Regions from separate parts of the Homo sapiens genome. Here region 2 is linked to region 1. Evidence: read pairs that join two places in POLR2A ChIA-PET (ENCODE). Cell type or tissue: CD4-positive, alpha-beta T cell. All regions are shown on one strand. Each heading gives the region's core, and the rest is flanking DNA. Links, peaks and the distances in the headings are about the cores only. Region 1 overlaps RBL1 (RB transcriptional corepressor like 1). Region 2 overlaps SAMHD1 (SAM and HD domain containing deoxynucleoside triphosphate triphosphohydrolase 1).

The links. Peaks named below come from ENCODE experiments on the same cell type or tissue, not always from the same donor. Only the 100,000 strongest peaks of a DNase experiment are listed, where the experiment ranks them.
Region 2: POLR2A ChIA-PET joins it to region 1 with 10 read pairs; 10 of 35 experiments call an interaction of 5 or more read pairs at or near these places.

The regions. Positions count from the first base shown.
Region 1 is chr20:37,008,375-37,020,531 of GRCh38, reverse strand. RBL1 (RB transcriptional corepressor like 1) reads left to right here. Exons shown (of 22, transcript NM_002895.5): 19 at 2,163-2,253. Among named protein-coding and RNA genes, the nearest start is that of SAMHD1, 63 kb to the right of the region's middle. RefSeq lists an enhancer at 7,819-8,760. In CD4-positive, alpha-beta T cell, for the core only: no CTCF peak of the experiment used is centred there; a DNase peak (open chromatin) is centred at 5,201; H3K4me3 peaks cover 1,068 bases; H3K27ac peaks cover 3,525 bases.
Region 2 is chr20:36,922,443-36,934,599 of GRCh38, reverse strand. SAMHD1 (SAM and HD domain containing deoxynucleoside triphosphate triphosphohydrolase 1) reads left to right here. Exons shown (of 16, transcript NM_015474.4): 5 at 3,725-3,840; 6 at 7,348-7,418. Among named protein-coding and RNA genes, the nearest start is that of SAMHD1, 23 kb to the left of the region's middle. In CD4-positive, alpha-beta T cell, for the core only: no CTCF peak of the experiment used is centred there; a DNase peak (open chromatin) is centred at 3,769; H3K4me3 peaks cover 445 bases; H3K27ac peaks cover 3,142 bases.

The sequences.
Region 1 (12,157 bases), core at 1,549-9,548:
TAAACTCAAGAGATAATTTCATTGAAGGACAGTTTCAATAGAAGCCAGGAAGTCTGACTGTTTCCGACTCATCCATATACTTTCATATACTTCTCATAAGTTCTGCCATTCCATTTGTTCATTTAATGAAAGATATGTATAATGGCTGGGTGCGGTGTCTCACGCCTGTAATCCCAGCACTTTGGGAGGTGGAGGCAGGTGGATTACCTGAGGTCAGGAGTTCGAGACCAGCCTGGCCAATATGGTAAAACCCTGTCTCTACTAAAAATACAAAAATTAGCCAGGCGTGGTGTCACACGCCTATAATCCCTGCTACTCGGGAGGCTGAGGCAGGAGAATTGATTGAGCCCAGGAGGCAGAGGTTGCGGTGAGCCAAGAGCATTCCACTGCACTCCAGCCTGGCCGACAGAGCGAGACTCTGTCTCAAAAAAAAAAAAAAAAAAGTTATGTATAATAATAATAATATTCTTTAATTATATGACTTTATTTTTTAATGATATTTAAACCCAGTGAAATTTGAGGATTCATTAACCTAACTACAGCTTCTTTTGCCATCTGCTAAGCATCCTAATGTTTGCATCTTTGAATAGATGTTAAACATTTCTGATTATATTGTTCTGACCGTGGTGAAAATTCCATGAAACCTTTCAGTCATGGTAGCAGAGTGGACTGGCACACAATAAGCATTTAATGAATGTTCATGTCATATTGTTGTTATTATTGTACCTGAAGAACACAAGTAAATTACCTTAAGGGTTTGATCATTCAAGAACCTAGTTGCTCTGCTCTTAGGAAGCATAATGGCCTCTTCTCTGGCCCTGGAAATTGTAGACAGAAAGAGAGAGGTAGTGGCCTAGACTGCAGACCAAAATAGAGATGTGGCCTCAGTATTAGTAGTTATATCCCCTTCTAAGAGAGCTTTGTTTAAGCCCTAAAATACATTATAGCAAGCAATATAGAGACATTTGAAGAACCAAGTACAGGTATTTGTTATATCCTGTGATAAGCTAAGAGTTTCTGGGCTTCTTCAGGAAAATCCCTCAGGAACAGAGCCTAGAAAGCTCTAGATTGTCCTTGAAGATCATTAAGGTGAGGTTAGTGTGAGTCAAGAATGGGCCAAGCCATGGTTCCCTGAATATCTTCTTAATACCAGTAACCTATAATACAGTACAAGGGGGAATGGATCATGCCTTTCCAGCTATCTCAGAGGTGAGAAATAGTTTAGGGGCAGGGAAGGGAAAAGATTTTCATGTGGCCATCTGAAAGGAGATGGGAATGGGCTGGGGGCAGAAAAACAAGCTGCATTAAGAACAAATGACTCTGGTCCAGGCGCAGTGGCTCACGCCTGTAATCCCACCAGTTAAGGAGGCCAAGGCAGACAGATTGCCTGAGCCCAGGAGGTCAAGGCTACAGTGAGCCATGATTGTGCCACTGCACTCCAGTCTGAGCCATAGAGTGAGACCCTGTCTCTAAAAAAAAAAAGAAAAAAAAGACCAATTGATTGTTGTGTAAGGAATTAAGAAGAAGGAGGAATTAATTCAGGTCTTTTGTTTTTTGTTTGTTTGTTTTATTTTGTTTTGTATTTGAGCAGAGTCTTGCTCTGTTGTCCAGGCTGGAGTGCAGTGGTGCGATCTCAGCTCAATGCAACCTCCACCCACTGAGTTCAAGCAGTTCTGCCTCAGCCTCCCTAGTAGCTGGAATTACAACTGTGCGCTACCACACCCAGATAATTTTTGTATTTTTAGTAGAGATGGGCTTTCACCATGTTGGCCAGCTGGTCTTGAACGCCTGGCCTCAAGTGATCCACCCACCTCAGCCTCCCAAAGTGCTGGGATTACAGGTGTGAGCCACTGCACCTGACCAAATTCAGGTCTTTAAAGTTGCTTTCATTTAGTAAAACCTGATCATCAGTCTTTAGTTGCTATTTCTTCTGTTTTATAAACTAAGCCCATCTTAGATGGTAGGCTCTTCTCCAGTATCCCCTCTTTTATGGTATGTGTTATAATCTATACTTACTAGAGCTAATAACATTTTACCCTTGAGTATCACTTATACAGACAAATAGTTTTTAATTGGTTTGATATTTTGCTCTTCTCACTTTGATTTTGTTTAACCTGTACCTCTGTGACTGAGCTGTCCTTTTCTTCCCCTCTGGCATGTAGGTATATAGAAGTGTTCTGCTGAAAAGTATTCCAAGAGAAGTTGTGGCATATAATAAAAATATAAATGATGACTTTGAAATGATAGATTGTGGTAAGTTATCCAATTTAACATATTATATGTAAAACACATTGGATCACACTGTACATAATACAGTGGGTGTCAGACAACATGGAAATGTGAATCATAAGGAGGTGAGGTGGACAATGCATATGTTTTGAAAACAAATAAGTTTGAGATTAGAATGTGCTGGTATAGTTTATTGAAACCATTAATTTGTCCCCTGTTAATTGTGTTTTGGAAGAAGTTTTCTAGTCTACTTATACATGTTAATGAAACACGTAAAAGAGACTTAATAAAATTCTAAAATCTGAATGACAGGGAAAACAAGGTAGCTGACAGTAATCTTCCCGAGGAGTCTGTTAAGAAAATGTCCCGGCTGGGCATGGTGGCTCACACCTGTAATTCCAGCACTTTGGGAGGCCAAGGCGGGTGGATCACGAGTTCAAGAGATCAAGGCCATCCTGGCCAACATGGTGAAACCCCATCTCTACTTAAAAAAAAAATACAAAAATTAGCTAGGTGTGGTGGTATACGCCTGTAGTCCCAGCTACTCAGGAGCCTGAGGCAGGAGAATCGCTTGAAACCAGGAGGCGGAGGTTGCAGTGAGCTGAGATCACGCCACTGCACTCCAGCCTGGCGGCAAAGTGAGACTCTGTCACACACACACACACACACACACACACACACAAGAAAATGTCCTGTTCATATAAGTATTACTTATAGGTAATTCTGCTACCACAGGCAAGACTGCACCCTCTTGCCACCATCATGCTAAGACTTCAGGCACTAGTAATCTTTTTTTTTCAAAGAAAGAAAAATCAAATGGTTAGTATTCATACACCTCTTCTGCCTACCTCCTTTCCCTTGTCTCATCTTTCCATGTATTTCAGGTGTATGTAATATATACATGTGTATATACTATGATTTTTTTTTTTTGAGATAGGGTTTTGTTCTGTCACCTACACTGAAGTGCAGTGGTATGATCATGACTCACTGCAGCATGGACATCCCAGGCTCAATCAATCCTTCCACCTCAGCCTCCCGAGTAGCTGGAACTGCAGGCATGCACCATCACCCTGGCGAATTTTTATATTTTTTGTAGAGACGGGATTTTGCCATGTTTGCTCAGGCTGGTCTCGAAATCGTGAGCTCAAGTGATCCGCCCACCTTGGCCTCCCAAAGTACTAGGATTACAGGCATGAGCCACTGTGCTAAGCCTAGGTACTGTGATTTCTTTAATGCCACAGTGTGAGACATTTAGGTCATTTCTCCTTTTCTTGTCTCGTCTTGTCTCGTCTCGTCTCGTCTTCTCTCCTCTCCCCTCTCCTCTCCTCTCCTTTCCTCTCTTCTTCCCATCCCCATCCCCCTCCTCTCCCCCTCCCCTGCCCTCCTTTCTCTTTTATTTTTTCTTTTCTTTTCTTTTCTGAGACAGGATCTTACTCTGTTACCCAGGCAGGCATGCAGTGGCACAATCATGGCTCACTGCAGCCCTGACCTCCGGTGCTCCTTTCATCTCAGTCTTGTGCCACACCCAACTAATTTTTTGTAGAGGTGGGATTTTGCCATGTTGCCCAGGCTGGTCTCCAACTCCTGGGCTCAAGCAGTCTCCCTACCATGGCCTCCCAAAGTGCTGGGATGACAGGTGTAAGCCACCATGCCTGGCCAGGTTGCTTCTAATTATGCACAGCTCTGTGATGAGCATCATTTGTAGCTTAATCTTTAGGCCACATCCTTAGGATAAATTCTTAAGAGAAAATCTGATGAATTAAAGCAAATTTTTAAATTATAAAAATATCCATAATCATTATGGTGTCCACTGGGATATAAACTTTTAAGATTTCATTCACCAAAAAGATCTTTTAATAATGTCCTAGAATCTGACTCCGTTTGAGGATAATAGGCCAAACTCAATTCTTTTTACATAAGTGTATTATTCTGGAGCCTTTTCAAGGCAACGAGGAGTATATAAGACAGTAACCCTAGCCGGGTGTGGTGGCTCACACCTGTAATCCCAGCACTTTGGGAGGCCAAGGTGGGTGGATCATCTGAGGTCAGGAGTTCGAGACCAGCCTGGCCAACATGGCGAAACCTTGTCTCTACTAAAAATACAAAAATTAGCTGGGCATGGTGGTGAGCACCTGTAATCCCAGCTACTTAGGAGGCTGAGGCACAAGAATTGCTTGAACCCAGGAGGCAGAGGTTGCAGTGAGCCAAGATCACACCACTGCACTCCAGCCTGGGTGACAGCGTGAGACTCCATCTCAAGAAAAAAAAAAAAAAAAAAAAACCGCTGGGCACGGTGGCTCACGCCTGTAATCCAGTACTTTGGGAGGCCGAGGCGGGTGGATCACAAAATCAGGAGTTCAAGACCAGCCTGGCCAAGATGGTGAAACCCGTCTCTACTAAAACTACAAAAATTACCAGGTGCAGTGGCAGACACCTGTAATCCCAGCTACTCAGGAGGCTGAGGCAGGAGAATCACTTGAACTTGGGCGGCAGAGGTTGCAGTGAGCCAAGATCCTGCCACTGCACTCCAGTCTGGGCGACAGAGCTAGACTCTATCTCAAAAAAACAAACAAGCCCGGGTGCGGTGGCTCACGCCTGTAATCCCAGCACTTTGGGAGGCCGAGGCAGGTGGATCATGAGGTCAGGAGATCCAGACCATCCTGGCTAACACGGTGAAACCTCGTCTCCACTAAAAATACAAAAAATTCTCCGGGCGTGGTGGCGGGCGCCTGTAGTCCCAGCTGCTCCAGAGGCTGAGGTAGGAGAAGGGCATGAGCCCAGGAGGTGGAGCTTGCAGTGAGCGGAGATCGCGCCACTGCACTCTACCCTGGGCGACAGAGTGAGACTCCATCTCAAAAAAAAAAAACAACAACAAAAAAAGCCATTTTCTATATTTGTTATACATGTTGCTTACCTATCCAGGGTGGTTTTTCTGTTCCTACAAAACCAGACATCAGAGGTTAGCTAGAAAGCTGTGGATCACTTGCCTGTTTTGTGTTTTTTCTATGAGAAACTAACTGCTAGCAAGTATCTGAGCTACAAGAGCAGTGAAGTTCCAGAGAGTAGAAGTAAGCAAAAGATAATAGACGATGTCGTTTTCTGTTTTGTTTTCTTTTTGATAAGTATCTGCCAAAGAAACTTGGGTGACTGAGAGTTTGCCACTTCCTGTATATATAGGTTTCAGATCAAATTCTGCTACACAATTTCTTTCTTTCTTTCTTTTTTTTTTTTTTTTTTTTGAGATACAGTCTCACTCTTGTTGCCCAGGCTGGAGTGCAATGGTGCGATCTCGGCTCACTGCAACCTCCGCCTCCCAGGTTCAAGTGATTCTCCTGCCTCAGCCTCCCGAGTAGCTGGGATTACAGGCACCTGCCACCAGGCCCAGCTAATTTTTGTATTTTTAGTAGAGATGGGGTTTTGCTATGTTGGCCAGGCTGGTCTTGAACTCCTGATCTCAGGTATTCCACCCGCCTTGGCCTCCCAAAGTGCTGGGATTACAGGCGTCAGCCACTGCACCTGACCTTTTGTTTGTTTGTTTTGAGACCATGTCTTGCTCTGTCACCCAGGCTGGAGTACAGTGGCACAGTCACAGCTCACTGCAGCCTTGACCTCCCAGGCCCGAGTGATTCTCGACTCAGCCACGTCCTGGCTAATTTTTATATTTTTTGTAGAGATGGGGTTTCACCATGTTGCCAAGGCCAGTCTTGAACTCCTGGGTTCAAGTGATCCATCTGCCTTGGCCTCCCAAAGTGCTGGGATTACAGGCGTGAGTCACCGCACACTGCCTTACATACGGTTATTAACTAGATATATTTATTAGCAAGTAAGCAAACAACCATTGTTACAGATCCTGTACAGTGGTGGTGGCACAGGGCAGGGAGAATATCCAGTGATAATGAACTCAGGAATTCTGGCACTCAAAAAGAGAGAACACAGTGGCTTACATCTACAATCCCAGCACTTTGGGAGGCCAAGCCAGGAGGGTGGCTTGAACCCAGGAGTTCAAGACCATTGTGGGTAACATAGTGACAGCCTATTGCTACAAAAAATTTTTTAAAATAGCCACACATGGTGGTGGGCTTCTGTAGTCCAAGCTACTCAGGAGGCTGAATTGGGAGGTTGGCTTGAGCCCAGGATGTCAAGGCTGCAGTGAGCCATGATCTTGCCGCTGTACTCCAGACAGAGCAAGACCCTGTCTCAAAAAAAAAAAAAAAAAAGAGAGAAAGTTATGTAGGAGGATATACAGTCAGACAAGTCTATATTCAGATAAGTCACCTTCCAGTTCTTAGAGCTATGGTTAGATGCTATGACCCAGATTTGGACACACCAAAGAACACCAACTTGGGAAAAACAGTTCTGGTTCTATAAACAAATTCATTATGAGTTGTAAAATAATTACTGTTTAAAAAGCACACACACAATTTATATATCCTATGCAGTAAGTTCATATATCCCAGTTCTATGTCTGACCAGCACCCATAGAAAAGATTTGCTCAAGAACAGGTGCCAAGATTTCAGATGCAGGATTCAGTCAACCTTAAGGCTACCATCAAGCAAATACCGTGGATCAGAATTCAGGGCTGGACACAGGACTTCTCAGAGCTTTTAGCCTTAACATTATTATCCCTAAGAGTAAAGCTGAGAGACTTCACTGGATCTTTCATCCCTTTCATGGCTATTGAGGGTAGTGTCTCAAATTTTTTTTTTTTTTTTTTTTATTGATCATTCTTGGGTGTTTCTCGCAGAGGGAGATTTGGCAGGGTCATAGGACAATAGTGGAGGGAAGGTCAGCAGATAAACAAGTGAACAAAGGTCTCTGGTTTTCCTAGGCAGAGGACCCTGCGGCCTTCCGCAGTGTTTGTGTCCCGGGGTACTTGAGATTAGGGAGTGGTGATGACTTTTAACGAGCATGCTGCCTTCAAGCATCTGTTTAACAAAGCACATCTTGCACCGCCCTTAATCCATTTAACCCTGAGTGGACACAGCACATGTTTCAGAGAGCACAGGGTTGGGGGTAAGGTCACAGATCAACAGGATCCCAAGGCAGAATAATTTTTCTTAGTACAGAACAAAATGAGAAGTCTCCCATGTCTACCTCTTTCTACACAGACACGGCAACCATCCGATTTCTCAAATCTTTTCCCCACCTTTCCCCCCTTTCTATTCCACAAAACCGCCATTCTCATCATGGCCTGTTCTCAATGAGCTGTTGGGTACACCTCCCAGACGGGGTGGTGGCCGGGCAGAGGGGCTCCTCACTTCCCGGTAGGGGCAGCAGGGCAGAGGCGCCCCTCACCTCCCCAACGGGGTGACTGGCCGGGCGGGGGGCTGACCCCCCCACCTCCCTCCCGGACGGGGCGGCTGGCTGGCGGGGGGGCTGAACCCCCCACCTCCCTCCCGGACGGGGCGGCTGGCCGGGCAGAGGGGCTCCTCACTTCCCAGTAGGGGCGGCCAGGCAGAGGCGCCCCTCACCTCCCTGACGGGGTGGCTGGCCGGGCAGGGGGCTGACCCCCCCACCTCCCTCCCGGACTGGGTGGCTGGCCAGGCGGGGGGCTGACCCCCCCACCTCCCTCCCGGACGGGGCGGCTGGCCTGGCGGGGGTTGACCCCCACCTCCCTCCCGGACGGGGTGGCTGCCGGGCGGAGACGCTCCTCACTTCCCAGACGGGGTGGCTGCTGGGCGGAGGGGCTCCTCACTTCTCAGACGGGGCGGCTGGGCAGAGACGCTCCTCACCTCCCAGACGGGGTCGCGGCCGGGTAGAGGCGCTCCTCACATCCCAGACGGGGCGGCGGGGCAGAGGCGCTCCCCACATCTCAGACGATGGGCGGCCGGGCAGAGACGCTCCTCACTTCGTAGATGGGATGGCGGCCGGGAAGAGGCGCTCCTCACTTCCTAGATGGGATGGCGGCCGGGCAGAGATGCTCCTCATTTTCCAGACTGGGCAGCCAGGCAGAGGGGCTCCTCACATCCCAGACGATGGGCGGCCAGGCAGAGACGCTCCTCACTTCCCAGACGGGGTGGCGGCCGGGCAGAGGCTGCAATCTCGGCACTTTGGGAGGCCAAGGCCAGGCGGCTGGGAGGTGGAGGTTGTAGCGAGCCGAGATCACGCCACTGCACTCCAGCCTGGGCACCATTGAGCACTGAGTGAACCAGACTCCGTCTGCAATCCCGGCACCTCGGCAGGCCGAGGCTGGCGGATCACTCGCGGTTAGGAGCTGGAGACCGGCCCAGCCAACACAGCGAAACCCCGTCTCCACCAAAAAAATACGAAAACCAGTCAGGCGTGACAGCGCGCGCCTGCAATCGCAGGCACTGGGCAGGCTGAGGCAGGGAGGTTGCAGTGAGCCGAGATGGCAGCAGTACAGTCCAGCTTCGGCTCGGCATCAGAGGGAGACCGTGGAAAGAGAGGGAGAGGGAGACCGTGGGGAGAGGGAGTGGGAGAGGGAGTCAAATATTTTAACCAATCTGCTTATCTTAAATACTTTTGATTTCCTGAACATGAGCTCATTTTTAGCATTAGTCACACTTAATAAACATTCATTATTTTCATCAGTAAAAACCCATTTCTGGCTGTACATGGTGGCTCACACCTGTAATCCCAGCACTTTGGGAGACCGAGGCGGGCAGATCACTTGAGGTCAGGAGTTTGAGACCAGTCTTGCCGACATGGTGAAACCCCATCTTTACTAAAAATACAAAAATTAGCCAGGCATGGTGGTAAGCACTTGTAATCCCTGCCACTTCGGAGGCTGAGGCAAGAGAATTGCTTGAACCCTGGGGGCTGAGGTTGCAGTGAGCTGAGATTGTGCCACTGCACTCCAGCCTAGGCAACAGAGCAAGACTCTTTCTCAAAAAAAAAAAAAAAAAAATTCTGACCTTGAGTATGTTAATGAGCAAAGCATTGGTCATTGACTGAGATATGCCTAGCAGAAACTGTTGGAGTGGAGAATGAATTTCCTGATTAAAACACCAGCTCACTCCTCATGGGCTGTGAATTCTTCAATGTCATGTTAGCAGACTGCTCCAGAGTGGCAGTCTTGATTAGAATACTTGTGAGACCCAGGTTATAGCTTAACCTAAGTAACACAAACATAACACTGTACTCAAGTGTATTGTAGTTAATTGAAAACTTTACATTGCTTCCTTAGAAACTTGTTTTAAGGATTAAAAAGAATTATATTTAGGCTGAGTGTTGTGGCTCATGCCTGTAATCCCAGCACTTTGGAAGGCTGAGGCAGGAGGATCCCTTGAGCCCGGAAATTAAAGACCAGCATGAGCAACACAGCAAGACCCCTGTCTGCAAAAAATGAAAATAAAAAATTAGCTGGGCATGGTGGCTCACACCTGTAGTCCCAACTACTTGGGAGGCTGAGGCAGGAAGATCACTTGAATCCAGGAATTTGAGATTGGAGTGCACTATGATTGCACCACTGCACTTCAGCCTGGGTGATAGAGCAAGATCTTGTCTCTAAAAATAAAAAAGATAATTATATGTATATGTATGTATGTGTGGACACACACACACACACACACACACACACATAGTCATGTGCCATATAATGATGTTTGAGTCCGTGATGGTCCACACATACAACAGTGGTCCTATAAGATTATAGTGCTGTATTTTTACTGTACCTTTTCTATGTTTAGATATATTTAGATGCACAAATACTTGCCATTGTGATACAATTGCCTGTGGTATTCAATACAGTAACATGCTGTACAGGTTTGTACCTTAGGAGCAATATACTATACCATCCAGCCTAGGTGTGTAGTTGGCCATACAATCTAGGTTTGTGTAAGTATATTCTATAGTATTCTCATGACAAAATCATTTCAACAATGCATTTCTGAGAAGATAACCCATCATTATGCAATACACAACTATGTATACATATATGCATATATATAATATTTAATACAGGGCTTGTTCATAGTAAGGCCTTAGTAATAGCTATTATTTATAAGCAATATCAAATTTATTGTATTAATGAGTATGGCTTTTTTAGCATTAGTCACACTTAATAAACATTCACTATTTTCATCAGTAAAAACCCATTTCTGGCCGGACATGGTGGCTCACACCTGTAATCCCAGCACTTTGGGAGACCGAGATGGGGTCTCACTGTGTTGCCCAGACTGGTCTTGAACTCTTGGGCTCAAGTGATCCTCCCACCTCAGCCTCCCAAAGTGCTGGAATTACAGGCATGAGCCACCATACCCGGCCAAGTATGTTTTTTTAAATGTCTTTTTTTTCTTCAGTTTTTTTTTAATTTTAGAGATGAGATCTTGCTCTGTTGCCCAGGCTGGAATGTAATGGGGCAATCATAGCTCACTGCAACCTTGATTTCCTGGGTTCAAGCGATCCTGTCATCTCAGCCTCCCAAGTAGCTAGGGCTAAAGGTGCATGCCACCACACCTAGTTTTTAAATTTCTTTAATTTTTAAAAAAATTTTTATAGAGACAGGGTTTCACCACACCCAGCCTCCCACAATTTTAAATGTTTGGTTCATTCAAGTAAAGTATAGCTCCTTACCTTATGTTAGTATTAACAGCTGGAATTGGAATGACACAGAAATATAGAGACACTATAGTCTCTGTCTCAAGAAATTTCTAATCTAAGGAGGACATTAAATAATTTTAGACCAGGCGTGTTCGCTCATGTCTGTAATCCCAGCACTTTGAGAGGCCAAGGTGGGAGGATCACTTGAGCCCAGGAGTTAGAGACCAGCCTAGAAAACATAGGGAGACCCTGTCTCTACAAAAAGTAAAAAAAAATTAGCTCGGTGTGGCAGCGTGCACCTGTAGTCCCAGCTACTCGGGAGACTGAGGCAAGAGGATCAAGAACCTTTCATAAAAACAAAACAAAAAAATAATTTTAATTGATCCATATAATGAGAATAACCTAGAAGAGCTGTTAACAAGCCAGTATCCTTTGAAACAGTGTTTCCCAGAATGGTAGTATAAGTGTTTTGGGGGGTCCAGGCGCAGTGGCTCACGCCTGTAATCCCAGCACTTTGGGAGGCCAAGGCGGGCAGATCACCTGAGGTCAGGAGTTCGAGACCAGCCTTTCCAGCTGGCGAAACACCATCTCTACTGAAAATACAAAAATTAGCCAGACGTGGTGGCATGCTTCTGTAATCCCAGCTACCCAGGAGGCTGAGGCAGGAGAGTCGCTGGATCCCAGCGGGCAGAGACTGCAGTGAGCCGAGATTGCACCACTGCACTCCAGGCTGGGTGACAGAGCAAGACTCCGTCTCAAAAAAAAAAAAAGTGTTTTGGGGGAAGAGAGACTATACACAAAAAACTGGGGAAGTATGGAATTAAAGTGAACATGAGAGTTATTTTTTTTCCCCAACTGCAGTACTTCTCAGAGCCTTATACTAACATGAATTTCTGAATTTCCAATATAATATACAGCATTTCCTCAACTTTATTTAACCACATAGCTCCCCTCCCCTCCCACCCTCGTCAAGATCCTTTAGAAATAGCAGAAGTGAAAAAGACATCCAAATTAAGACTGACATCCCCTGGGGCTGTTTGGTTTTTGAACCATGTTTGTGTTTTCTGGTTTTCCTAAGGTGAAGGCATTGCTTCTACCCATGTTCTCAATGTTTGTAGGCCAGTGTATTGAGAATGAGAGCTTTTTTCATATATGTGCTAAATTCTTTTTAATTGGTAGTGGTTTTCTTAGCACATGGTTCTTGTGTATACAAGTAAATGATAGTTTGTAATACCCTGTAATACTCTTCCTTCCCCAAAAAATAGTAGGACAAAGTTCTGCCTGGTTTCACAAGCTATCCCAGAGTTGCACCATTAAGTAGGAAACTATGTTGGGGTAAGCTGTTATTTTACAATTGAGGGTGCTCAGTAAAACCTGAACACTGGTTCCTGATCAGGGTTCCTGTTGTATGTGGTACAATAAGGC
Region 2 (12,157 bases), core at 284-8,283, 85 kb after region 1:
ATAGTTTTACAAAATGATGATAATGTCCTTATTTTATTGATGAGAAAATTGAGGCTTTTTTTTTTTTTTTTTTTTTTTTTTTGAGACAGAGTCTCTTTCACTAGGCTGGAGTGCAGTGGCGTAATCTTGGCTCACTGCAACTTCGACCTCCCAGGTTCAAGCAGTTCTGTACCTCAGCCTCCTGAGCAGCTGGGATTACAGGCGCCCACCACCACACCCGGCTAATTTTAGTAATTTTAGTAGAGACGGGGTTTCACCATCTTGGCCAGGCTGGTCTTGATCTCCTGACCTTGTGAGCCACCTGCCTCGGCCTCCCAAAGTACTGGGATTACAGGTATGAGCCACTGTGCCCAGCCCCAAAATTGAGGCTTTTTATTTACCTTGTTGCAATTTATTTATTTTATGTATTCTTAACCACCTCAGATCTTTCCTGGAAAAATAATGAAAGTATCTATAGACAGGTCAGTTGGATTTGTTTTTAAATATTAATTAAAAGCTAACAGGGGCTGGGTGTGGTGGCTCACACCTGTAATCCCAGCACTTTTTTTTTTTTTGAGATGGAGTCTCACTCCGTCGCCCAGGCTGGAGTGCAATGGCACGATCTCAGCTCACTGCAACCTCTGCCTCCAGGGTTCAAGTGATTCTCCTGCCTCAGTCTCCCAAGTAGCTGGGATTACAGGTGCCCACCACCACGCCTGGCTAATTTTTGTATTTTTTAGTAGAGACAGGGTTTCACCACGTTGGCCAGGGTGGTCTTGATTTCTTGACCTCGTGATCCGCCCGCCTCGGCCTCTCAAAATGCTGAGATTACAGGCATGAGCCACCGTGCCCGGCCAATCTCAGCACTTTGGGAGGCCGGGGCAGGCGGATCACTTGAGATCATGAGTTCGAGACCAGCCTGAGCAACATGGTGAAACCCCGTCTCTAGTAAAAATACAAAAATTAGCAAGGCGTGGTGGCGCACGCTGCAGCTACTTGGGAGGCTGAGGCAGGAGAATAGCTTGAACCCGGGAGGCCAAGGTTGCAGTGAACTGAGATAGCACCATTGCACTCCAGCCTGGGTGACAGAGTGAGAATCAGTCTCAAAATAAATAAATAAATAAATAAAAGCTAATGGGTCGGTTGCTGATACAACTAATTATGTATATTTGATTATTTAATTTTTCTGTATTCTCTATTTACTCTGGTACAGAGTTGCTCTTTCAAACCAGATCATTTTCTTACCTGTCAGGAAATGCGTAAGTTAAAAAAGCATTCATAATCTTAGAGAAGGCGATGCCTCTGTTACATACAACTAAGCTGAGACGTTGGTCTGCATTTCCATTATGCAGTGTAGAGCCAGGAGGAAGTGGACAGGGAAGAATAGACAGTCTTTGAGATTTTCATGAAGTACTCACAGTATATTACTTTGGTTTTCTGTTTGTGTAGAAGCATTTTTAGTTAGGCACAACATGTGTCTATACTCAAATGTTCATTCATCAACAAATATTTATCGAACCTTACTAAGCCCTACCAAACCACAAAAAGATAACAATCGCCTCTGTCCTCATGTAGCTCAGAGTTCAGGGGAAAAGAATTTAGGAATGGCTCAGATGGAAGTGCTGGAAGTGCATTTAAGTACTTCATCTCCAATTATGTTGTAAACATTACAAAGCCAGATATTCCTACTTTAAAAAAAAACTGTGGTAAAATACACAGAATAGAAAATACATAGTCTTAAGTGTTTTTTAAGTGTACAGTTTAGTAGGGTTAAATGCATTCACATTGTGCAACCAATCGATTGCCAAAACTCTTATCATCTTACAAAACCAAACTTGCCAAAACTCTTATCATCTTACAAAACCAAACTTGCCAAAACTCTTATCATCTTACAAAACCAAACTTGCCGGGTGCAGTGGCTCACACCTGGAATCCCAGCACTTTGGGAGGCTGAGGCCAGTGGATCACCTGAGGTCAGGAGTTCAAGATCAGCCTGGGCAACATGGCGAAACCCCGTCTCTACTAAAAATACAAAACCAGCCGGGCATGGTGGAGTGTACCTGTAATCCCAGCTACTCCTGAGGTTGCAGTGAGCTGAGATCAGGCCAGTGCACTCCAGCCTGGGCAACACAGCGAGACTCCATCTCAAAAAAAAAAAAAAAAAAACACGAAACTGTATACGTATTAAACAACTCTTCATGTCTCCCCCCGCAACCCCCCGCAACCCCCTAGTAACTACCATTCTACTTTTTTTTTTTTTTTTTTTTTGGAGACGGAGTTTCGCTCTTGTTGCCCAGGCTGGAGTGCAATGGCGCAATCTCGGCTCACCACAACCTCCGCCTCCTCGGTTCAAGTGATTCTCCTGCCTCAGCCTTCCAAGTAGCTGGGATTACAGCCTTCCAAGCAGCCTTCCAAGTAGCTGCCTCAGCCTTCCAAGTAGCTGGGATTACAGCCTTCCAAGTAGCTGGCACCTGCCACCACGCCCAGCTAATTTTGTATTTTTAGTAGAGATGGAGTTTCACCACATTGGCCAGGCTGTTCTTGAACTCCCGACCTCAGGTGATCTGCCCACCTCAGCCTCCCAAAGTGCTGGGATTACAGGCATAAGCCACCGCACCCGGCCCTCTTTTTTTTGTTTATGAATTTGGCTACTCTAGGTACCTCATCTTAGTGAAATCATATAATATTTGTCTTTTTGTCACTGGCTTATTTCACTTAGCATAATTTCCTCAAAGTTCATCTATGTTGTAGCATGTGTCAGTATTTCTTTCCTTTTTTATTTTTTATTTTTTATTTTTAAATTATTTTTTATTTCCTTTTTAAGGTTGAATAATATTTTATCATATGTATCTACCACATTTTGTTTATACATTCATTTGTTGATGGATACCTGTTGCTTTTACCTCTTGGCTATTTTGAGTAGTGCTGCTATGAACATGTCTGTACAAATATATTCTCTTTCTTTTTTTGGGGGGAGGGTGGTGGGGACGGAATCTTGCTCTGTTGCCCAGGCTGGAGTGCAATGGCAAGATCTCGGCTCACTGCAACCTGTACCTCTTGGGTTCAAGCAATTCTCCTGCCTCAGCCTCCCAAATAGCTGGGATTACAGGTACCTGCCACCATGCTGAGCTAATTTTTGTATTTTTTAGTAGAGATGGGGCTTCAACATGTTGGCCAGGCTGGTCTCGAACCCCTGACCTCAAGTGATCTGCCCGCCTCAGCCTCCCAAAGTGCTGGGATTACAGGCGTGAGCCCCTGAGCCCAGCCAATCTTTTCAAGACCTACTTTCGTTATTGTGGGTGTATACCCAGAAGTGAAATTGCTAAATCACTGTGGTAATTCCGTTTTTAATTTTTGTGGAGCACCCATACTGTTTTCCATGGCAGCTACACCATAATACATCCCCACTAACAGTGCACAGGCTTCCAACTTCTTCACATCATGTCCAACACTTGTTATTTTCTGGTTTTCTTTTTTTAATAGTAGCTATCCTAAGGGGTGTGAAGTGGTATCTCACTGTGGTTTTGATGTGCATTCCTCTAATGATTGGTGATATTGAGCCAGAGGTCCTGCTTTTGGGATTCCGTTTGTGTGTGTTCCTGCCTAGTTCTGAAATATACTGTTCAGTAAAGTTGCCCTAAAGGTATGTTAGAATGTTTAAGGAAACATACTGAAGTTCTTGAGGACCAGAACTATCACTCCTCTTGCAAACAGAAAAGTGACTTTTTGTGTTTTTGCTCTGCAGGGTGGGGTATCTAGCAGGATGTCTAGTTCACGCACTGGGTGAAAAACAACCAGAGCTGCAGATAAGTGAACGAGATGTTCTCTGTGTTCAGATTGCTGGACTTTGTCATGATCTCGGTAAGCTGTACAAAGAGACAAAGTTGTTATGTAAAATCATAACATATGTTACCTCTCTTTGACGTTAAAAAATCAGATCAACCAAGAGAATATGGAAATTGTATTTTAATTCTTCAGTTGATGTTAGTATAAATGTACTGTTGCTTCTTCCTAGAATGATTCATAAGTAGAAAACATTGCTATTTTATTTTCTTGGCAACTTTCAGTGAATTTCTCATGTTAAACATCTTTGCTAAAGTGGTTTTTTTGTTGTTGTTTTTTTTTTGAGACAGAGTTTTGCTCTGTTGCCCACGCTGGAGTGAGTGGCTCATTATCGGTTCACTGCAACCTCCGCTTCCTGGTTTCAAGCAATTCTCGTGCCTCAGCCTCCCGAGTAGCTGGGATTACAGGCATGCACCACCATATCCAGCTAATTTTTGTATTTTTAGCAGAGACGGGGTTTCACCATGTTGGCCAGGCTGGTCTCGAACTCCTGACCTCAGGTGATCCACCAGCCTCAGCCTCCCAAAGTGCTGGGATTACAGGCATGAGCCACCGTGCCCGGCCATCATGTTTACTACAGGTTATATGAAAGGGCTTTTTGCTAGTGAGTTTTTCTTACTACTGCTTTTAGGATGATATGTGAATTTTATTTTTCTTTTATCCTTCTTATGCTTATTTTTTTTTTTTTTTTTGGTCTTTTTTTTTCTTCCTTTTTGTGGAGAACAGGATCTCGCTATATTGCCCAGGCAGGTCTCGAACTCCTAGGCTCAAGCTATCCTCCCGCCTCTCCTCCCTGAGAGCTGGGATTACAGGTGTAAGCCACCGCGCCTGGCCTTGTCCTTCTTATCAAATAAAATCACCATTTTTCCTTCGGTTATTTGGTGAAATCCATTTTTTTTCATATTTATAATCTCTAATCTGCCCAAGTGGATTAACACATTTAGAGAACTCCTTGTCTTTTCTGATCCATGTGAGGTCTTAGGCCACTTTAATCCAAGCAAAAGAATATAATCCTTTTCCTGTGACAAAGAGAAAGGGGACTGTCCCATTTATTTTTTTATTTTTGAGATGGAGTCTTGCTCTGTCACACAGATTGGAGTGCAGTTGGCACTATCTTGGCTCACTGCAACCTCCGCCTCCTGGGTTCAAGTGATTCTTCTGCCTCAGCCTCCCGAGTAGCGCCTGGCTAATTTTTTTCTATTTTTAGTAGAGATGCAGTTTCATCATGTTGTTGAAACTGGTCTCGAACTCCTGACCTCAAGTGATTCACCTCCCTTGGCCTCCCAAAGTGTTGGGAATACAGGCATAAGTCACCACGTTGGGCCGGGACTGTTCCTTTTAAATCATGGGGGTTTTTACCTCTATCCTTATAGTTTATTCCTACTTATTCAGGGACTCTGAGAGTTTGTGTGTACCCTCAGGGCAGGGGAAGGGAGGTGCATGCCACTGTTTGGATAGCCAGATACTTAAAGCAAGTAGGCACTCTTTTTATGTCCCCCGGAGACTTACAAAGAACCAATACCAGCCCCTAGATGATAAATTTGATGGATTCTTGGTATTTTGAGGGAGAATCATTGGGAAACCTTTGCCAGTCCCCAGGAGCCTGAGCACTGCATTAGCGAGCCTTTATGTGTAGCCTGTGACTTGCAAAGCAGGGCCAAGGCTAGTCTAGGTAGACTTCCCTCTCCAGTTAAGTGGCTCACTTCTTTTTTTTTTTTTTTCAGATGGAGTCTCGCTCTGTTGCCCAGGCTGGAGTGCAATGGTACGATCTTGGCTCACCACAACCTCCACCTCCCAGGTTCAAGCCATTCTCCTGCCTCAGCCTCCCAAGTAGCTGGGACTACAGGCACATGCCACCATGCCCAGCTAATTATTATAGTTTTAGTAGAGATGAGGTTTCACCATATTGGTCAGGCTGGTCTCAAACTCCTGACCTCAGGTGATCCACCCGCCTCAGCCTCCCAAAGTGCTGAGATTACAGGCATGAGCCACCACACCCGGCCAAAGATAGATTTTTTTAAGCTTGAGAGTTATAAGAGAAATTCTAATTTTTTCTTCCTGCACCCCAGTGGATTTTCTTTTTTTTTTTTCCCGAGACAGAATCTCGCTCTGTTGCCCAGGCTGGAGTGCAGTGGCGCAATCTCGGCTCACTGCAACCTCCGCCTCCCGGGTTCAAGCGATTCTCCTGCCTCAGCCTCCTGAGTAGGTAGTATTACAGGCGCCTGCCACCACACCCGCCTAATTTTTGTATTTTTAGTAGAAACAGGGTTTCACCATCTTAGCCAGGCTTGTCTTGAACTCCTGACCTCGTGATCTACCCGCCTCGGCCTCCCAAAGTGCTGGGATTACAGGCATGAGCCACCGCGCCCAGCCCCTTTTTTTTTCTTTTGAGATGGAGTCTTGCTCTGTCACCCAGGCTGGGGTGTAGTGGTGTGATCTTGGCTCACTGCAAGCTCCGCTTCCCAGGTTCACGCCATTCTCCTGTCTCAGCCTCCCGAGTAGCTGGGACTACAGGTGCCCGCCACCAAGCCCGGCTAATTTTTTGTATTTTTAGTAGAGACAGGGTTTTTACCATGTTGGCCGGGCTGGTCTCGAACTCCTGACTCAAAGTGATCCACCCACCTCAGCCTCCCAAAGTGCTGGGATTACAGGCATGAGCCACCACACCTGGCCCTAGTGGATTTTCTTGAAACTGCTATTTTAATCCAGATATTTTCAATCTGAAGATTTCAAAAAGTTTTTGGCATTAACATTCTTTTTAGTTACACAGAATTGTCCATTTATCAAGCCCTGTGTGGTGGTGCATGCTTGTAGTCCCAGCTATTCAGGTGGCTGAGGCAGGAGGATGACTTGAGGTCAGGAGTCCAAGGCTGCAGTGCATAATGATCATGCTTGTGAATAGCCACTGCACTCCAGCCTGAACAACATAGCAAGACTCTGTCTCTTCAAAAAACAACAAAAACTGCCCTTTTATCAGATTTATGTAAAACCTGGTGACTGGAGACTGCTCGATGGAGAGCTTACTTTTCCATGTTTCTGCTTCCTGTTCTCCTGTTTTAGAAATAGGAAGAAAGGGTTTGTCCCTTTTTGTGATTGTATTTTTAGATTATTAATTTCTTTTGCTATTCAAGTTAAACTAAAAAGATTAAAGAATTCAGTTTGGCTGAGTGTGGTGGCTCACGCCTGTAATCCCAGCACTTTGGGAGGCTGAGACGGGCGGATCACCTGAGGTCGGGAGTTCGAGACCAGCCTGACCAACGTAGAGAAACTCCATCTCTACTAAAAATACAAAATTAGCTGGATGTGGTTGCACACGCCTGTAATCCCAGCTACTCGGTAGCCTGAGGCAGGAGAATCGCTTGAACCCAGGGGGCGGAGATTGTGTTGAGCCAAGATTGTACCACTACACTCCAGCCTGGGCAACAAGAGCGAAACTCCGTCTCAAAAAAAAAAAAAAAAAAAAGGAAAAAGTTTTTGTTGGTTTACAGATGTTTTTCTTGTTCTAAGGCTGCTTTTGTTTTTAAGGTCATGGGCCATTTTCTCACATGTTTGATGGACGATTTATTCCACTTGCTCGCCCGGAGGTGAAATGGACGGTATGTATTCATACAGTCAATAGTCAATAAAAAGAAAGACTATTTAAGCAGGTTATTTAGTTAATTTATCTGTTTGGTTCCACTACTGTGTTATAAAATACTTCCCCATTACAGTGTCCAGGGTGCTTTCATTCACATATATATATATATGCTTTTGTTTGGTTCTCACAGTAGTCTGTAAGGAAGTTATCGTTATCTCCCTTTTTACAAATAAAGGAACTTGAAACTCTTGGATGTGTATTGATGCATCAAAAATCACAAAGCCGTTAAATACTGGAATCAGCAATACAAAACCAGTTGCCAGTTTAATACTCCTTCTGCTCCATTGTACTACTGTATAATAAAAGGCCAACTCCAGTTTTGACACATTTGGTATGACCACGAACTAACTTACCAGCCAAGTCATATATATTAAATGAATCATTTTAAAATTAGGCATTTGCAGGTGGCTGTCCCATATTTTGGAATCAATTTTTGAGAAGTAAAATTAGGTTGGTTTTTACTACACTGTATTTCTGGAACGGGAATAGAAAAAGGATATTAATATATATTGAAAACTTCTTACATGTCAACCACTTTTTTTTTCTCTCTCTCTTTTTTTGAGGTATAGTTCACATACAATAAGTTGTCCAGATCTTAAGTTCAGTGAGTTTTGACAGGCGTATACATCCATATGACTATTACCCAGTCAGGATATAGAACATTTTCATCTTCCTGAAAAATTCCCATGTGCTTTTTCCTAGTCAATTCTCACTCCCCCTCACCCCACCATCACCTTCTGATTTTTACAAACATAAATGAATTTTGTTGTTCTTAGACTTGATTAAGCAGAATCATATAGGAGGTCCTATTTTATGCCTTGCTTTATTTACTCAACATAATGGTTTTGAGATTTGTTCATGTTATGTGCCTCAGTAGTTGATCCTTTTTTTTATCGCCTACGTAGTGTGGCATTATGCAAATAAGTCACAATTTGTTTACCCTTTCTTGTTTTGTTGGAATTTGGATTGTTTTCAGGTTTTGGTTGTTATAAATAAGGTTGTCGTGCATATTATCGTACAAGATTTTGGTAGAAATACATTTTCTATGTTGTTGTAGTGTGGAAAGTTAATTACATTTTTAAAACAAGAAATACATTCAGCAGAAATACATTATTTTATAAAAATAAAAATAGATAAAATAAAGAAATACATTTTCATTTCACTTAGGTAAATACCGAGGAGCTAGAATTGCTGGGTCATATGGTAGATATGTATTTAATTCTATAAGAAACTACCAGAGTTTTCCAATGCGGTTGTACCATTTTACACTCCCATCAGCAACATACTGGAGTTCCAGTTGTTTTACAGCCTCATCAACATTTGACCTTTCAAATTAGCCCTTCTAATGAGTGTCAAATGGTATTTCATGGTTTGATTTTCTAATGTATGTTGAATACTATTTCCTGTACTTTGTACTTTGTTATTGATATATCTTCTTCTGCAAAGAACTCTCAACATTTTACTCGTTTAAAAAGTTTGATTGCTTGCTCTTTGATTACTGAGTTGTAGGAATTCTTTATGTATATATATGGTTAGGTATATGTATTGTGAATATTTTTCCCCAGTGTCTGGCTTGGCCAATTCATTTTTTCATGGTGCCTTTTGAAAAACAGACGTTTTCAATTTTGATGAAGTACTCTGGTTCTGCAAGCCAGTAAAATGGGTAGTTTCTCACCAGTTTTTCTGTCCTGGGGCCTGCCCTTAGGCAAAAAACCATAAAACCGGAATGTCACCCAGCACCTCTCCCTTCTAAGTATTGAGGTCTAACATCCACTTGGTTTTGGTCTCTCTCCAGGACCTTCAGGGAGTTGTCCAGAGCTTATAGTTGTTTTCTTCTGCAGTTGATCTAATAGGATCTTCTCAATCATTACCAAATCTATTCCTTTAAGCATTTTGCCTTTCACATTTAAATCCTTAGCTCGTGTACAATTTATTTTTGTGTAAGTATATGGGAGAAATCTTTTTTTTTCTTTTTTTTTTTTTTTGAGATGGAGTCTCACTCTGTTGCCCAGGCTGGAGTGCAGTGGTGCGATCTTGGCTCACTGCAACCTCCACCTCCTGGGTTCAAGCGAGTCTCCTGCCTCAGCCTCCTGAATAGCTGGGATTACAGGCATGTGCTACCACACCTGGCTGACTTTTGTATTTTTAGTAGAGATGGCTTTCACCATGTTGGTTAGGCTGGTCTCGAACTCCTGATCTCATGATCCACCCACATCGGCCTCCCAAAGCGCTGGGATTACAGACGTGAGCCACCGTGCCCGGCCGAGAAATCTAATTTTTTAATAGTTCATCCTATCCCCACTGACTGTAATACCAACCCCAACATTTATTAACTTCCCATATATGATGAATCATTCTGCATTCTGTTCTGTTTCCACACTTGTTACTTGGGGAAGAAAAAAAAAGAAGAAAAGAAATTTTTATCTGAGAAATATGAGCCCCTTTACATTATCAGGCCCAGAGAGGCATTGAAATAGAACAGCAATCATGTCACGCCCCCTTGAGCTAAATAATTATTATCTCTTGAAGCCAGCTGTTATGTGGGATGCCAGGTAACCATAAAATGCCATATATCCTGTACTTCATAATATGTAGCCAATCACTAACTAATGTTATTTCTGTAAGCCAGTGAACATTCCTGACTAACAACTTTTGTTATCACCTCCTCTTTGTGATCACCTCCTCCTCCTGATTTATGCTCTTTTCTTTTTTTTTCTTTTCTCTCCCTTCTGTCTCTGTCTCTCTTTTTCTCTTTCTCACTTTCTTTCTTTCTCATTCTTTCTCTTTTTCCCTTCCTTCCTTCCTTTCCTTCCTTTCTTTCCCTTCCTTCCCTTCTTTCCCTTCCTTTTCTTTCCCCTTCCCCCTTCCCTCCTTTCCCCTCCCCTCCCCTCAACAGGATCTTGCTTTGTCACCCAGGGTGGAGTGCAGTGGTGCAAACATGGCTTACTGCAACCTCGACTTCCAAGGCTCAAGCAATTCTCCCACTTCATCCTCCAGAGTAGCTGGGACTACAGGCACACACTACCATGCCCAGCTAATTTTTTATATTTTTTGTAGAGGGAGTGGGCCTCACTTTGTTACCCAGACTGGTCTCAACTCCCGAGCTCAAGCTATCTGCCCCGCTTGGCCTCCTAAAGTGCTGAGATTACAGGCCTAAGCCACCACACCTGGCCAGTCCTTTTTTGTTTAAAAACTTGAGCCTCTTTTGTTCTCCCCAAGCATTCCCCAAGGCAATTTGTAAATGTGTCCTCAACCTTGGCCCAAATAAACTCTCTATATTAAATATTTCTCAGCTCCTTCCTTTTAGGTTGACATACTTTATAATAAGATTTATGTTTTTATTTTTTCCTTTCTGTGGAGAACAGAGTCTTACTATGTTGCCCAGGCTGGTCTTGACCTCCAGACTCAAGCGATCCTTCCATCTCAGCCTCCCAAGTAGCTGGGGCCACAGGCCTGCACCGTCACACCTGGGTATTTATTTGTAGAGATGGAGTCTTACTATGTTGCCTAGGCTTGCCATGAAAGTCATACATCTTTGTTATACTTACTCCTAAGTTCCTTATAATTTTAGTTGTTATTATGGTCTGTGCTAGCTTTATGAAACTTAATTTTTTCTGTTTGCTAGTATATTCACAGTTGGCATTGATATATTTAAAACTACTATTTTGAAAATCCCTTACTTTATTTATTTATTTATTTATTTTTATTTTATTGTTTTTGAGAGAGGGTCTTGCCCTGTCACCCGGGCAGGAGCTCAGTGATGTCATCTAAGCTCACTGCAACCTCTGCCTCCCAGGGTCAAGTGATCCACCTCATTTTTATTTTTTAAAATACTCTCTCTTGGCCAGGCGTGGTGGCTCGCGCCTGTAATCTGAGCACTTTGGGAGGCCAAGGTGGGCGGATCACAAGGTCAGAAGATTGAGACCATCCTGGCTAACGGTGAAATCCCGTCTCTACTAAAAATACAAAAAAATTGGCTGGGTGTGGTGGCAGGCACCTGTAGTCCCAGCTACTCAGGAGGCTGAGGCAGGAGAATGGCGTGAACCCAGGAGGCGGAGCTTGCAGTGAGCTGAAATCACGCCACTGCACTCCAGCCTGGGTGACAGAGTGAGACACTGTGTCAAAAAATAAATAAAATACTCTCTCTTTATATATAGATATTTTTTTTCTGAATCATTAGAAAGTAAGTTTTGACCAGGCACAGTGGCTCATGGTTGTAATATCAACATTTTGGGAGGCCAAGGTGGGCAGATCGCTTGAGCCCAGGAGTTCAAGACCAGCCTGGACAACATGGTGAAACCCCGTCTCTACAAAAAAATTTAAAAATTAGCCAGGCATGGTGGGGTGGCAGGATTGCTTGAGCCTGGGAGGTCGAGGCTGCAATGAGCTGTGATCGTGCTACTGCACTCCAACGTAGGTAACAGAGTGAGAACTTGTCTCAAAAAAAGAAAGTTAGTTTTTAGACTGGACACAGTGGCTTACACCTGTAATCCCAACAGTTTGGGAGGCTAAGGCAGGAGGATAGCTTTGAGCCCAGGAGTTCAACACCAGCCTGGGCAACATAGTGAAACTGTCTCTACAAAATTATGAAAACATCAGCTGGTCATTGTGGTGCACACCTGTGGTCCTAGCTACTGAGAACGGGAGGATTACTTGAATCCAGGAGTTCAGGGATACACTGAGCTATGAATATGCCAC